2 separate regions of the Homo sapiens genome follow, and region 1 is linked to region 2. Evidence: read pairs that join two places in POLR2A ChIA-PET (ENCODE). Cell type or tissue: K562. All regions are shown on one strand. Each heading gives the region's core, and the rest is flanking DNA. Links, peaks and the distances in the headings are about the cores only. Region 1 holds the start of GPR42 (G protein-coupled receptor 42). Region 2 has its middle 9.6 kb from the start of CD22.

The links. ChIA-PET counts read pairs that join two places held together with the same protein. Peaks named below come from ENCODE experiments on the same cell type or tissue, not always from the same donor. Only the 100,000 strongest peaks of a DNase experiment are listed, where the experiment ranks them.
Region 1: POLR2A ChIA-PET joins it to region 2 with 6 read pairs; 3 of 35 experiments call an interaction of 5 or more read pairs at or near these places.

What each region holds. Positions count from the first base shown.
Region 1 is chr19:35,370,219-35,375,542 of GRCh38, forward strand. It overlaps GPR42 (G protein-coupled receptor 42), which reads left to right and starts at 850. Exons shown (of 2, transcript NM_001348195.2): 1 at 850-900; 2 at 1,131-2,744. The coding sequence starts at 1,142. The coding sequence ends at 2,182. In K562, for the core only: no CTCF peak of the experiment used is centred there; a DNase peak (open chromatin) is centred at 4,883.
Region 2 is chr19:35,316,853-35,322,220 of GRCh38, forward strand. No RefSeq gene overlaps it. Among named protein-coding and RNA genes, the nearest start is that of CD22, 9.6 kb to the right of the region's middle. RefSeq lists an enhancer at 2,193-2,372. In K562, for the core only: no CTCF peak of the experiment used is centred there; DNase peaks (open chromatin) are centred at 1,965 and 2,327.

The DNA.
Region 1 (5,324 bases), core at 1-5,000, 53 kb after region 2:
GAATGAAATCATGTCCTTTGCTGCAACATAAATGCAGCTGGAGGCCTAAGTGAATGATCCTAAGTGAATTAACACAGAAACAGAAAATCAAATGCTGTATGTTCTCACTTTTAAGTGGGAGGTAAACAATGGGTACACGCAAACATTAAAGATGGAAACCATAGACAGTGGGGACTCCAAAGTGGGGGAGGGAGGGCGGAGGACAAGGGTGGGAAAACTGCCTATTGGGTACTATGTTCACAATTTTGGTAATGGGTTCAATAGAAGCCCAAACCTCAGTATTATGCAATATACCCATGTAACAAACCTGCACATGTGCTCCCGAATCTAAAATAAATATTTTCAAAAAGCAATTGACCTATATTATTAACATTTTAATCTACCTGTATATATGTTTTAATCTGCATGTGTTCATGCTTTGAAATATGGTACAGGTACTATGACAATCCCTGTTCTGTAGGGGAGGAAGAAGAGACACATCTCTTCCCCCACATCACAAAGTCAGGAAGGAACAGACCTCACGGAGTCCAGTCTGTCACTGGCTCATGCTTTGTGCCCTTAAAAGGCAAACTGGATAAGTGCCATTCTAGAGAATCAGACAAAATTCAAGTGGAAGAGAGGGGAGGGGAAGAAGACGTCAGCTGGGGCCTGTTTGGAGCATCCCAGCTGAGGCTGCGCAAGGAGGGAGGCACGCAGTTGTGGAATTTGTTCCCCTTTTTGCATACTGACCAGCCCTGGCAACGGAGCTCAAGGCATCTTTGTGCCACTGCTCAACAGTGAGTGATGTCATGGGCACGGCCAGGTCTTTATCAGTTCTGCCGGATAAATAGCCAACTGCACTAGGTCTGGAGAGACAGCAAGGTGCTGTGCGGCAGAGCATTTGGGGTCTCAAAGAAGCAGGTGAGCCTGGGCCCGAGGGGCTGGGTGGAGGAGCACCTTGGTGCTTCTCTGCTGGGGAAGGGACAGGGGACAGGGCATGCTCAGGAAGACAGGCAGGCTGACCCCGCCTGGAAGGCACCCAGAGACAAGAGGGGTGGGCGTAGTGACCTCGTGCCCTTTTAGGGGAGATGCTGCTGGCCAGAGGCCGTTAGGGCCCCCACTACCAACTCCATGTTACTCTCTCTCACCAGTGGCCACCACCATGGATACAGGCCCCGACCAGTCCTACTTCTCCGGCAATCACTGGTTCGTCTTCTCGGTGTACCTTCTCACTTTCCTGGTGGGGCTCCCCCTCAACCTGCTGGCCCTGGTGGTCTTCGTGGGCAAGCTGCGGTGCCGCCCGGTGGCCGTGGACGTGCTCCTGCTCAACCTGACCGCCTCGGACCTGCTCCTGCTGCTGTTCCTGCCTTTCCGCATGGTGGAGGCAGCCAATGGCATGCACTGGCCCCTGCCCTTCATCCTCTGCCCACTCTCTGGATTCATCTTCTTCACCACCATCTATCTCACCGCCCTCTTCCTGGCAGCTGTGAGCATTGAACGCTTCCTGAGTGTGGCCCACCCACTGTGGTACAAGACCCGGCCGAGGCTGGGGCAGGCAGGTCTGGTGAGTGTGGCCTGCTGGCTGTTGGCCTCTGCTCACTGCAGCGTGGTCTACGTCATAGAATTCTCAGGGGACATCTCCCACAGCCAGGGCACCAATGGGACCTGCTACCTGGAGTTCTGGAAGGACCAGCTAGCCATCCTCCTGCCCGTGCGGCTGGAGATGGCTGTGGTCCTCTTTGTGGTCCCGCTGATCATCACCAGCTACTGCTACAGCCGCCTGGTGTGGATCCTCGGCAGAGGGGGCAGCCACCGCCGGCAGAGGAGGGTGGCGGGGCTGGTGGCGGCCACGCTGCTCAACTTCCTTGTCTGCTTTGGGCCCTACAACGTGTCCCATGTCGTGGGCTATATCTGCGGTGAAAGCCCGGTGTGGAGGATCTACGTGACGCTTCTCAGCACCCTGAACTCCTGTGTCGACCCCTTTGTCTACTACTTCTCCTCCTCCGGGTTCCAAGCCGACTTTCATGAGCTGCTGAGGAGGTTGTGTGGGCTCTGGGGCCAGTGGCAGCAGGAGAGCAGCATGGAGCTGAAGGAGCAGAAGGGAGGGGAGGAGCAGAGAGCGGACCGACCAGCTGAAAGAAAGACCAGTGAACACTCACAGGGCTGTGGAACTGGTGGCCAGGTGGCCTGTGCTGAAAACTAGGTCCTCCGGGGGAGGAGGGTGTAGCTGGCGTGTCATCCTCAGGGCGCTTCCTCGCTCACGCCAGGAGGGACTTGGAGTGGCGAGCTGGGGCCCGATGGGGCTTGGGGGCAGAGTAGACATCTAGCCTCCCTAAGGGTATGCGCGCTAAAGCCCAGCTCTCGATCTCACCTCCATCCCCATCCACCCACACACTATGGATTGGGCTCTGGGAAGGGGTCAGGGTGAGAGGCTGCTCTGGAGAACAATGAGGTCCTCATAGCAGCAGGCAGCTCCTGTGTTTTCTTGAGGGTGGCAGAGGAGCTAAGAGCAGTGCCCAGGTCTGAGGGGGCTGCCCAGTGAGTGGCAGGGGCAGGAGAGGGGAGAACCCCATCCTCAGAGCTGCTCCCAGCCAGCGAGTCAGGAGCGGGGGAGACAGGGCTCCAGGGATGAGGCCGCATTCTGCTCCCACAGTGCCTTTTCCAGAAAGTTCCCATTGCTCAATAAATGTGGATCATCAGAGACATTTATGAACAATGACAGAAGAAAAATTACCCAAATAAATGTGGAAGCAAGCAAAAGAGAACAGTGTTTCCTTCTTCTCCTGTTTTGTTCTGGTGGTGTGCTTGGGCCGGGTGGGACTGGTGGATGGAAGGAGAAAACACCAGACTCTGGAGGAAAAGGGCCAAACACCAGGATGCCTGGATGCTGGGAGAGGATCTGGCTTGCAGGGATGAAAATAACAGCTGCCCTGTCTAAAGGACTTGGCCTGACACATCATCTCCTTCTATCTCTCAATAGCCCTGTGAGAGGTACCAGCATTATCCCCAGTTTCAGATGAAGGAGTGGCCCAGAGAGGTGACATCTCCTACCCGAGATCCCATAGCTGGTGGGCGATTGAAGTGGGACCAGAAGCTGGTGTCAGTTGACTCTGACACCCATGCCCCTAAGCCACTCTGCTGTTCTCCATCTGTGTGTCACCTGTGGTCACCTGGCCCAGTCAGATGAGGCTGTCTGAGCAGGACAAATGCAAACAGGCTGTGATAAGGAACAGAAGTAAATGCAAAGCACAGTGAGTATCTGTGTGAGTGCATCCTCTCCCCAGTAAAGAAGACTTCTTGAAAAGTATAGATTACGATACTTGGAGTCAATGATTGGGCAGGTGACTCACAGTGGGCACCCGATGCTCCTCGATCTTAGCTAATGCAGGATCTCTTCAACTTTTTACATCCTTGTCCCCTTCAGAAGCCTCTTTGGATATACATCTTTCCTACACAGCACATTCCTCTGCCTGCTTATGCAATTTCAGTGCAACCAACACACTGTCGGTTTATGTGTTGTGGCCCTTTACAAAGACAGAAACTGGCTGGGCGCAGTGGCTCATGCCTATAATCCCAGCACTTTGGGATGCCGAGGCAAGAGAATCACTTGAGGTCAGGAGTTTGAGACCAGCCTGGCCAACATGGTGAAACTTTGTCTCTACTAAAAGTACAAATATTAGCCGCATATGGCAGCATGCACCTGTAAACCCAGCTTCTTGGGAGGCTGAGGCAGGACAATCACTTGAGGCCAGGAGGCAGAGGTTGCAGTGAGCCGAGATTACACCACTGCACTCCAGCCTGGGTGACAGAGTGAGACTCTGTCTCAAAAAACAGAAGGAAGGAAGGAAGGAAGGAAGGAAGGAAGGAAGGAAGGAAGGAAGGAAGGAAGGAAGGAAGGAAAAGAAAGAAGGAAGGAAAGAGAGAAAGAAAGAAAGAGAGAAAGAAGGAAAGAAAGAGAGAGAGAGAAAGAAAGAAAGAAGGAAGGAAAGAAAGAAAGAGAGAAAGAAAGAGAGAAAGAAGGAAAGAGAGAGAGAGAGAAAGAAAGAAGGAAGGAAAGAAAGAAAGAAGGAAAGAGAGAGAAAGAAAGAAAGAGAGAAAGAAGGAAAGAAAGAGAGAGAAAGAAAGAAAGAAAGAAAAGAAGGAAAAGAAAGCCACAAACCATTGTGAGATTTTTTGTTGTTGTTGTTCCCCAAGAACTAGTTTTCACCTATTTGGGATCAACATTGCTGCTGCTGAGAATGTCTGAGCTGCAGAAATGGTCCCATCTAATATACTGATAGAGCCTGTCTCACAGAACTGTAGCCCAACAAAATTAGGCTGAGGACCTTGCTGCAGGAATGGAGATCACACTACGGAAGAAGTGTGAGGTCTCGTACAAGAGAAGAGACCCAGTTATCATCGAATTTGAGCTAAGAGTAGCGTGAATTTAGATGAAGAGGTGTGTGATAGGCTCAACACAAAGCAGGGATGTGTGGAAAGAGGCCAGTGTTAGATGGAGGCCAGGAAGATTACTCAAGGTCCTGTTTCTCTGGAAAATACCAAGCAAAGATAAAGGTAGAACTTCGTATTGGAAAACTCCTTATCTGAAGCTCTGGTGGGTTGAAAATCAAGGTTGCATCTCTGTGTCAGAGACTCTGATCCTCTAAGCAGAAGTATATGTTCCTTTCTTACTCATGATCTCATGCAGCTAAGTTTCTGACTATCTTTGACTTTTGAGAACAAGGTTTCTTAGCAATATCCTTTTGTTAATTAGCAAAACAAGTTTTTAAAGGTTTACAAGAGAAACTTTTTTAGAAGGAGAGATCCTCCTTCACCGAAACCAAGGGCAGGTCAACCCAGAAGGACAAGAGGAAGGGAAGATTCAACCCATCTCGGCTACAGCTTCCTGAGGCCATAGGTCAAGTCTCAGCTTACAGGGGAGTGAGAGGAAACAAGAAATTTTAAATCACCCAGTGTTGGTTGGGTGCGATGACTCACGCCTGTAATCTCAGTGCCTTGAGAGGCTGAAGTGGGAGGACTGCTTGAAGCAAGACTCCGTAATCTAAGAAAAAAAGTTAGTCGGGCATAGTGGCATGTGCCCATAGTCCCAGCTGCTCATGAGGCTGAGGCAGGAAGATCGCTTGAACCCAGGAGGTCGAGGCTACAGTGAGCCGTGATTGTACCACTGCACTCCAGCCTGGGTAACAGAGCAAGACCCTGAAAAAAAAAAAAAAAGGAAAGAAGAAAGGAAGAAAGAAAGAGAGAAAGAAAGAAAAGGAAAGAAGGAAAGAAAGAAAGAAAGAAAGAAAGAAAGAAAGAAAGAAAGAAAGAAAGAAAGAGAAAGAAAGAAAGAGGAAAGAAAGGAA
Region 2 (5,368 bases), core at 169-5,168:
ACCGGAACAACAGGAAACCAGAATGCCGCACCAGCTTCGGATGAGGCTAAGTCAAAATAAATAAATAAGAAAGAAATCAATCAACTGAACTGATTTTAAAAATGTATTAAATAAACATGTTGCAGGTGGCTCCTGAAGGTTGTAGGCAAACCTCTAAAGTTTGGGAAACAATGAGGGAATTTGACACAAAGACCATCCTTAGGAGGGACCGGCACTCAGCCATGGCGAACGTGTAGGACCGAGCCAGGTGCGGTGGCTCATGCCTGTAATCCCAGCACTTTGGGAGGCTGAGGCTGGTGGATGGCTTCAGCCCAGGAGTTTGAGACCAGCCTCAGCAACATAGCGAGACCCTGTCTCTACAAAAAATACAAAAATTAGGCAGGTATGGTGGCATGCGCCTGTAGTCCTACCTACTCGGGAGGCTGAGGTGGGAGGGATAGTTTGAGCCCAGGAAATGGAGTTTGCAGTGAGCCGAGATTGAACCATTGCACTCCAGCCTCAGCAACAGAGTGAGACCCTGTCTCAAAAAACGAACAAACAAACCAGTAGGACCTGAACTCAAGTTCACTCTCTCAGACTTTCCCCACCCAGCTCCTGGACCCCACCAGAATTCAACACATGCTCACTGAGCACCTCTGTGTGCCAGGCCTATGCTGGGCCCCAGGGTCACAGCAGTGCCCAAAAAGAATCACTCTGTGACCTCCCAGAGCTGACATTCTGCAGAAGAGACAGACAACGATCAGAAAGACAAGCAAACACATGACCGCACATCTGACAGTGAAGGAACTGCAGAGGGGTGCAAGGTCAGGCTGTGCTGGGTCAGGCTGCCATTTCAGAAAGAGAAGTCATTTGACTTGAGACCAGAAGGAAGTAAGGGAGGGAGCTCTGTGGGTTCCTGGGGAATGTGGGTCCAGGGAAGGCCAAAATCGAGTGCAAAGGCCCCTGGCGAGAATGTACTTGTTACCTTCATGGAACAAGAAGGAAAGAAGCATGCTTGAGTGGAGTGATGGAGCCAGAGTGGTTGCCCAAGGAAGCTCGATTACACAGGGCCTTGTAGGCCACAGGCAGGACTGGGGCTTGTTTGTTTGTTTCTTTGTTTGTTTGTTTTGAGGCAGAGTATCGCTCTGTTGCCCAAGGAAGCTCGATTACACAGGGCCTTGTAGGCCACAGGCAGGACTGGGGCTTGTTTGTTTGTTTCTTTGTTTGTTTGTTTTGAGGCAGAGTCTCACTCTGTTGCCCATGCTGGAGTGCAGTGGCACAATCTCAGCTCACTGCAGCCTCTGCCTCCCGGGTTCAAGCAATTTTCCTGCCTCAGCCTCCTGAGTAGCTGGGATTACAAGCATGTACCACCACGCCTGTCTAATTTTTATATTTTTAGTAGAGACGGGGTTTCACCATGTTGACCAGGTTGCTCTTAAACTTCTGACCTCAGGTGATCCACCCGCCTCAGCCTCCCAAAGTGCTGGGAATACAGGCGTGAGCCATCCCGCCCAGCAATGGAATTTAATCCTAGGTTTTTTTTTTTTTTTTTTTTTTGAGATGGAGTCTCGCTCTGTCACCAAGGCTAGAGTGCAGTGGCATGATCTCGGCTCATTACAACCTCCGCCTCCCGAGTTCAGGTGATTCTCCTGCCTCAGCCTCCCAAGTAGCTGGGATTACAGGCACGCACCACCATGCCCAACTAATTTTTAATAGACACGGAGTTTCACCATGTTGGCCGGGCTGGTCTCGAACTGCTGACCTCAAGTTATCTGCCTGCCTCTGCCTGCCAAAGTGCTGGGATTACAAGTGTGAACCACTGTGCCCAGCCAGGACTTGGGCTTTCAAAGAGCGCGTTGAGAAGCCGCTGGAGAAGTGAGTTCGGAGGGGTGTGATGGCAGGCTTGAGGCTTCAGAGGCCCACTGGCAGCTGCGTGGACAGTGAGCACAGGCTATCAGTGGAGGCAGGGACAGGGCTTGGGAGGCCCTGGCCATTGTCCAAGAGAGAGGAAGTGGAGATGGGGAGAGGGGTGGGGTCAGGACCCATTTTGGAGGAGGAAGTGGTGAGACTCACTTGAAGAGTCAAAGGTGACTCCAGCAGCTTCCTTAAGAGGTTGAAGAAAGCAGGAGGGGCAGGTTCAGTGGAGAACGCAAGAGTGATCTACTCCGGCCGAGTTCAGGCCCAGGGAGGCCCTCAGGGACAGGGAAGGCAGATGGCACCCCCTCCCTGGGAAATGCCAAGCCGAGGAAGAGTCAGAACACATGACACAGTGACTCAGAGAGATGGGGGCAGACGCTGAGATGAGGGTTGGCCAGGCAGGAAGGAAGGTGAGAAGGTCTCATGGCCTCACGTGCCAGTAGGGCTGGGCCACCACGTGTGGGAGGGAGGACACCCAGGCACCAGGCCATGGTCATGACACGGGTCTCTTTGTCCCTCCCGGTCTGCCAACCTCCTGAGTCACTCCTGACGGAGATGACTGATCCATCCCTGGCCCGCCTCCCACCCTGTCCCTGGGACAGTGCCTGGGGCAGGCAGCTCCATTATCCTCCTTGATGAAAGAGCTCCCAGCCAGCACTGGCCACTCCAGAGCCTCCTCCCCAGGTGGGTGATCATGCAGGGCTGGGCTCTTGCGACTGGCCGGGGGTAGAGATGCACCGCACTGCTGAGAAGTGCTTTCTAGGAGTTCAAGACCAGCCTGGGCAACACAGCAGACATTGTATGTAGAAAAAAAAATGTTTAAAAATAAGCTGGGCACAGTAGTGCATGCCTGTCATCCCAGCTACTCAAGAGGCTGAAGCAGGAGGACCACTTGAGCCCAGGAGTTTGAATCTGCAGTGAGCTATGAGTGCACCACTGCATGCCAGCCTGGGCAACAGAGTAAGACTCAGTCACTAAAAAAGAAAAAAAAAAAGATCGAATGTGGTGCTCATGCCTGTAATCCCAGCACTTTGGGAGGCCAAGGCGGGCAGATCATCTAAGGTCAGGAGTTTAAGACCAGCCTGGCCAGCATGGCAAAACCCCATCTCTACTAAAAATACAAAAATTAGCCAGGCGTGGTGGTACGCGCCTGTAGTCCCAGCTACTCAGAAGGCTAAGGCAGGAGAATTGCTTGAACCTGGGAGGCGGAGGCTGCAGTGAGCTGAGATCGCACCATTGCACTCCAGCCTGGACAACAGAGTGAGACTTGGTCTCAGAAAAAAAAAAAAAAAAAAAAAAAAGAAAGAAAAGAAAAAGGGGGAGAAAAAAAGGAGAAGTAGGCGAGCCTCTTTCTTTCCCCACTCTTCTCGCTCTCAACTCCAGGCTGCTCCTTAAACAGGAGGTGACAACCTCAACCTCGCAAATTAAAAAAAAAAATCTTTTAATTTTGAAATAATTATCACAGGAAGTTGCAAAGATAGAACAGAGAAGTCTGGCAGCAGCTGAGCCAAAGGCCCCTTCCCACCCTAGAGCTCGATCTGCCTGGGGAGCGGGAAGGAAATGACAGTTTAGTCCCAAAGGGCCTCTCTGTGAAGCTCAGGCTAGGGCTGAGTAGCCAGAGGTGGGTGAATTAATGTCTGCAGGGAGTGCTGGGTCAGCAGCGTAAGTGACAATGTCTGGAATAATGACAGCTCACTTTTACAGAGAGCCCGTTCCATAGCAGCCACCATGCAAAGTGCTGTAGGGGCTGGGGACCTGTCACAGCATAGCCCTGAAGTCATAACAGCAATCTTATTATCACCCTGGGAGGGAAACTGAGGTGATGTCACAACAAACACGTGGCAGACCTGGGACTGGAACCCGGGTCTTTTTACCACATGCTTGTCATGGGATGTGCGAGTTGCTGAGTGTGTCCTGTGTGTGCTGTCACCAGCCCGGTGAGGAAGGCACTATCATTGTTCCCGTCTTACCATCCTGGGCAGAGGTTGGGGGGTGAGGGGGACATAGCCAGGCAGGGAGTAGCCACCCAGGGCTCACAGGGACTCTGTTAGTTGCCTGCTTTCACTGCTTCCCTGGTAAAGGGGTGACAGTCAAGTCACCAAAAAAGGAGACCAACGACCTGTTTGAAGGAACAGGGAGGAAGAGTGAAAGCGCCGAGGCTGCGTTCTCAGGAGTCCTGCTCCTCCTCCCTTGCCTTCTCCACGCAGCCCTTGGCCTCCAGAAATCAAGACACGTCCACAAGCCCAATCTCCTCCTGTTAGAAGACTATGAGCCACACCTGGTGCTGTGGCCTGCAGAAACCTCAGCTACTCCTTCTAGGTGAGGAGCAGGAATTCAAGCCCCAAAGGGTACCCTCCCTGAGACCTTTGGGACCTGGCCACCTGGCTTGGAGTCCCCCATTGAGATTCCTGGGATTAAAAAAATAAAAATATACGGCCAGGTGCGGTGACTGGCTCCTGTAATCCCAGCATCTTGGAAGGCTGAGGAAGTGGATTGCTTGAGGACAGGAGTTGGAGACCAGAATGGGAAATGTGAGACCCCGACTCAATAAAAAATAAAAAATAAATTAACGGGGTATGGTGGCTGGTACCTGTAGTTCTAGTTACTCAGGTGGCTGAGGATTACTTGAGCCCACCTCAAGTTCAAGGCTGCAGTGAGCTATGATCACACCACTTCACTCCTTCCTGGGTGACAGAGCGAGACTGTCTTAAATTTTTTTTTTTTTAATAAGTATAGATTCACAGAAGTTGCAAAGATAGAATAGAGAAGTCTGGTGTACTCTTCACCCAGCATCCCCTGATGGTTACTTCTTAAGTCATTCAGGACAATATCAAAACCAGGAATTTGACATTGGTATAATGTGTGTGTACAGTTCTATGTCATTTTATCACATCTGGATGTATATAACAACAACTGCAGTCCAGATACAGAATTATTCTGTTACTACAAAGACCTCCCTTGTGCTACTCCCTTCATAGTCAGACACTTTCCCCTACCATCCCTAACCCCTGGCAACTTTTCATCTTCTCCACCTCTATCATTTTGTCATTTCAAGAATGTTATGCCTGGGCGTGGTGGCTCACACCTGTCATCCCAGCACTTTGGGAGGCTAAGGCAGGTGGATCACTTGAGGTCAGGAATTTGAGACCAGCCTGACCAACATGGTGAAACCCCATCTCTACTAAAATACAAAAATTAGCCAGGCATGGTGTTAGGCACCTTAATCCCAGCTACTCGGGAGGCTTAGGTAGAAGAATCACTTAAATCCTAGAGGCAGAGGTTGCAGTGAGCCGAGATCGAGCCACTGCACTCCAACCTGGGGGACAAGGGCAAAACTCCGTCTCAAAAAACAAACAAACAAAAAGAATGTTGTAACACATGTGATCCTTGGAGACTGGCTTTTTTCACTCTCTGTACCACTCTTCAGAATCGTCCAAGTTGTTGCCTGTATCCTCTTCATATCTCACTCCTT